2 separate regions of the Homo sapiens genome follow, and region 2 is linked to region 1. A link is a loop called in an ENCODE intact Hi-C map of the cell type or tissue named here. Cell type or tissue: dorsolateral prefrontal cortex. All regions are shown on one strand.

Evidence for each region. Hi-C counts contacts between places; a loop is a spot of excess contacts. Peaks named below come from ENCODE experiments on the same cell type or tissue, not always from the same donor. Only the 100,000 strongest peaks of a DNase experiment are listed, where the experiment ranks them.
Region 2: a loop joins it to region 1, with 9 times the contacts of the local background. A loop is called at or near these places in 4 of 110 quality-filtered maps.

Annotation. Positions count from the first base shown.
Region 1 is chr11:11,581,181-11,583,680 of GRCh38, reverse strand. The region is part of intron 1 of GALNT18 (polypeptide N-acetylgalactosaminyltransferase 18); the gene reads left to right. Among named protein-coding and RNA genes, the nearest start is that of GALNT18-AS1, 12 kb to the right of the region's middle. In dorsolateral prefrontal cortex, a CTCF peak has its summit at 1,123 (motif pointing left); DNase peaks (open chromatin) are centred at 1,340 and 2,490; H3K4me3 peaks cover 994 bases; H3K27ac peaks cover 2,233 bases.
Region 2 is chr11:11,509,752-11,512,251 of GRCh38, reverse strand. The region is part of intron 1 of GALNT18 (polypeptide N-acetylgalactosaminyltransferase 18); the gene reads left to right. Among named protein-coding and RNA genes, the nearest start is that of GALNT18-AS1, 59 kb to the left of the region's middle. RefSeq lists an enhancer at 2,416-2,500. In dorsolateral prefrontal cortex, no CTCF peak of the experiment used is centred here; a DNase peak (open chromatin) is centred at 1,112; H3K27ac peaks cover 969 bases.

The DNA of each region.
Region 1 (2,500 bases):
GGTGTGTGTTCTTCAAAATGTCGGCATTTGAAGAAGTGGCGTCTCATGGGACCTCTGGTCTTTGGATGTCCTACATTTGGGGAATGAGATGTAAATGTATCCTTTGCTGGGGCCAGGTGGAGAGGAATTTAGTAGCTACAACTCTTATTTATTGATTAAACTCAGCTTTCGTGCACTTTCCAGCCAGAAACAGAGCTAGAAACCTTTTTACCCCGTGGATTTTATTTTCACCTATGGATTCAGATAGTCTACATTTCTTCATTCATTCAGAATGTATGAATTGAGCTCCTCCTATGTACTTGGCACTGGTCAGCTGCTCTGGAGGACCCAAAGGCATCTGATAGGTCACCATCCATTATGAGATATAAGTGTGCACACAGAGGGCTAGCATCTAGAAGGACCAGCTGCTTTGAGAAATAGCCCCAGGATGGTCTTGCCAGAAATAGGAGACCAGGGTGGAATTGGCTTTGTGTTCCCTGACCAATAACTCAGCAGGAGACTGGTTCTGTGCTGCTGTGGAAAAACCTCATTAAAGGGACAAATTGAGTGTAACTTCTCAGGAAAGAGCTGGAAAGCACCAGGCTTTGCTGGCCCTCCTGGTTTTTATGGAAGAGCACATGAACGACCTTCCTGAGTTGAGTGTTGGCAGGACTTAGAGTCCCATGCCTCTCATTTTGGGATATAAAAATAGCATGGGGGATAATAGGATGGTTCAGGGAAATCTTAGATCTTCCTCTCTGCAGGACCATGACAACCACTTCTGTGGGGTGTGTGTGGCAGTGGCTGTGCTCTGTGGCTGTGGTGAGGAGTTGGAGAAAGAGGTGCAGCTGATGTGGGTCCGTTCTTCACTCAACAACTAGAGTAATCTTTTAAAAATGCTTACTTCCTAAAGCCCTGTAATGATTATTAATTGTAGGAAGAATAAGTTGCATCACCTTTGATGAGGGCTGAAAGGCTGTGTTGGTTAGTTTCCACTGGGTTATGCTGGAGCAACATCACAAAGGCTTTTAGCCCTCAATGTGTATTTCTACTGCATACTGAAAGTCTGCGCTGCTTCACACGATATCTACAATCCAGGAACTGGGCTGAGGGAGCAGCTATTGTTTCCATCTTGTGGCAGAGGAAAAGAGAACAATAGCTGTAAGTCATAATGGCTCTTAAAGCTTCTTCTCAAATTGGTGCATGTTTATCACTTCTGCTCCTATTCCAGTGGTCCAAGCAAGTGAGACAGTCACTCATTGTCACTGTGGGATGGGACACAGAATCCCCCACTGGATAGCACTGCAAGCCACGGGGCAACGGACAGGCATGCATAGCCCTCTTATAGGGAGGGGCAGTGAATGATTGGGAACAAAGGCCCTTTGCCTCCTGGCCATGCCCAGCTCCCTGCCCTTTTCTCCCTCCACTCTCTGAAGCCTCTCATTCTGCTCTGACCCATCAGCTTGTGCTGTTCTCAAACACATCAGCTTTGTTCCTGCTTCAGAGCCTTTGCCTGCTCTTTCCTCTTTCGGGAATGCCCTCTTCACTTTGTTCAGCCCTCTTCCCCATATGTCACCTCTCCAGGGAGGCTTTCCCTAGCAGCCCATTCTACTCTTTCCCACTGCCTCTGCTTGGTTTTTCCTAATACACAGTATACATGGAACCTCATGTATACTAGGAAATACTAGATTACTCATTTGTTGTCTTTCTCTTCCAGTAAACTGTAAACATCCTGGGGGCAGGGACTTTGTCCTCTTTAGCCCCCTATCTGGTATACCAGATGCCTGACATCTGGTGGACTTTCAATAATTAGATGTTGAATGTGAATGGCTGGTCACCTGTGGGTCTCAAAGAAAAGAGGCTCCCAGCATGTGGAGAGTGACCACCCTTTTAGGAATAAGCACAACCTCTCCCTGCCTGGCTGCTTCTATCCTGCTAAAGATGCAGCAGCCACATGCATTCTTTTTAGGCCCCTGGATGGAGAATTTCTCTTCGTCTGTGAGCTTAGCCAGGAGTGGGTAGCAGGAGCCAGGCGGGATAAAGTGCCCACTCGGCAGCCCCTGTTGAATTAATAACAAGCTGCACCCTTCAGGAGCCCTGCTCTGTGAGTGCAGCAGGTGACCAAGTCCTGCCAAGGGCTGGGGGTGTCATGGGGAGGGGGCAGGGGAGGAGGAGGGGAGGTCAGCTGGGGTCTCACTGTAGCGTGCCCCTGTCCTTGCTTGGATCAGTGTTTACCTCAAAAATAGCAGGAAATGCAGCAGCTATTACAGGTGGGCGAGGGAAGCAGAAAATCCTGGCAGGCATCCCCAGAAGGCAGGAATCACACATGACCAGCACCTGGCTCTGTTTAGAGTCTTTGTGTACCCGGATGAAAATGAATCTGTCACATTGGCCACAGCCAGTGCTCCTTGGTGATTCTGTGAGGCCTGCCTGTTGTACTGGCCTTCTCTTCTGCTCTGTACTTATACTCATCAACACCAGCATGGACAGTGCTGTCGGGGCCCCTACTCCAGCCCTGCCC
Region 2 (2,500 bases), 71 kb after region 1:
ATGCCACTTGGACCTAGGGCTAAATTCACCCTTTACTCCTGCCCAGGAGACACGGCTCAGCCCTGAACCCATGGGGGCAGGCGGTTTCAGATGGAAAAATTGGCTTTCGTCTTTGGTGACTTTAATAAAGAATTCTTAACTTAGACTTCTGGATGGGCTTTAGGGAATCTGTGAATGTGTAAAAATTATGGGAGTAACTCTGTGTATGTATATGTATACATGTAAACATATGTATGTGTGTATATATGTAGACATGTGTATACATATGATGGTATGCATACATATACATATGTATATGTGTTGATCAGTTTGAGCTGCTGTAACAAAGCACCATAGAGTGGATGGCTTACAAACAACAGAAATTGATTTTTCATAGTTCTGGGGGCTGAAAGTCCCAGATCAGGGTACCAGTGTGGTCCGGGTCTGGTGAGGGCCCTCTTCTGGGTTGTTTACTGCCAACTTCTCATTGTATCCTCACATGGCAAAAAGAGACTGGGAGAGCTCTCTGGCCTCTTCTTAGAAGGGCACCAATATACCATTGATGAGGGCTCCACCCTTATGATCCAATCACCTCCCAAAGGCCCTACCTTCAAACATCATCACACTGGGGATTAGGTTCCAACCTATCAATTTTAGTGGAAACAGAAGCTTTCATTCCATAACACAGTGTGCACATGTATGCATTTTCTGGAGAGATAGTCCAAGCCTTTTCTCAGATTTTCTGAGGGGTGAGTGGCTCAGAAGTAAAGAACCACTGCATTAGCCAGGTCTCCTCAGGATTGTCTGGGGCCTATTCTGGGGATCACATGTATGGGGTCGCTCTGTTAGCTGTAGGGGACTGGCTAGGTCATGCTTCAGCCTTGGCTGCGGGGACACAGCAACCTTGAGCTGTAGCTCTTTGCAGACCAGTGTGTAAGGTCTGAGACCAGGGCCTGGTGGCAGTAATTAGCTTCAAGGAGCCCTCCCTGCGTGAAGCTGGACAGCCGGTCCCTTCAGTCTTCAGCAGATTCTTTGGCTGGGATTCCATGATTCAGCTCCTGAATGCAGCCCTTGAATACTTCAATGCCATTATTCACAGCGAGAAACCTCATTCAGTCCAAAAGGAGGGGCAGCCTGTTTTTACAACCCCCGGGAGAGAAGGCCTTCAGCTGCAGCCTGGCCCTCTCTTGCATCACCTGGCAGGCTGCATGTCTTTGTCAGGAGTCAAGTGGAAGGCGGTACCAGCTGCACGCCCCGCCGAGAGGAAAGAGTGCCGGTTGTGTCTGTCCGGGCACCATCCTCATGTTAGAGCTACAGAGAGGCATGTAGAGGTGGTACACAGAAGTCTGGGTCAGGAAGGCCTGCAGCCTGAAAGCCTGAGGATGGAGCTCAGCGAATGCATATATAGGGCTGAGCTCTGGGACTGTCCACTATCACAGAAGCCTGGCTTTGAAATGATGTTGCAATGTGCCCAGCCCTGAGATTTGCCCTGGAGTCACAGAGATCCCATTTTCTAGAGAAGATCACAGCCTAGAAGAAAAGATAGATGGGCCAACAGGTCACACAAGGTGGTGTGAAAAGTGGCACAGTAGCTGGATAACTCCTTAAAGGCAGGCACCTTCATTTCTATTTCTTGCACTGAGCCCCAGGTTAGACCCAGGAAATGCATCTCTGGAAGGCAGCTATGCTCACCACTATACCACCAATGCAGGGAATGCATCTCTAAAGGCATGAGTGCCTTGCATATAGTTTGTGTTCTAAGGGACTTTCTGCATGCCCAGTGCCTGGTACAAGGCCTGGAAATGAGCTGTACTCATGGAAGGTTTGCAGAAGTGACCTGAATAGAGGTTGGAACATGGTGAGGCCTTATCACAGAGACGACCCAGGGTAGGGAGCTTTACCTGGTTTCATATTTAATGCTTCTGACCTGCCCTTCTCACAGGGCCCCTGGGAGAGTATACTGAGACAGCAGATGTTAAAATAGTTTGTGTACTTTAGTGCCAGGCAAAATATGGGCTCCCATTAAAGGTGGTTTTCCTATTGTGAGGCTTTCCACACCCTTCATGTCACATTGCCTTGTGTGAATCTTGGGTGCTTCAGATCCATCAGCGTGGTCTCTGTGACTTGGTGGTAATGCTCCTTTTGGGCTGCAGCTGAGTCTTCCCTTGTGTTGAGTTTTCCATGCTGTGGCCAGCATCTGCATGTAGTTGGTACTCACTGGGCCATAGTGAAGTGTCTGGAGTGTTCTGATGCTGTAACCAGGGACCTTGGGTGCTCTGCTGGAAGGTCCTGCCCTCAGAAGGCTTCTCAGAGGATGTGACCACCGATGCTGTGTCTTATACAAATACTCTTTCTGCGTGGTGCTGGGAGTGACCCCAGATATAGCCAAAGAAGGGAGATTGCTCTCCAATTGTCACCATGAACAGGATCTTTCAGTTTCCCACAGAGGATGGAGTAGCGCATGTGTTAATCACAGGGCAGTGAAGGTCTTGAATTCAGATATGCCAGCATGTGGCCAAAG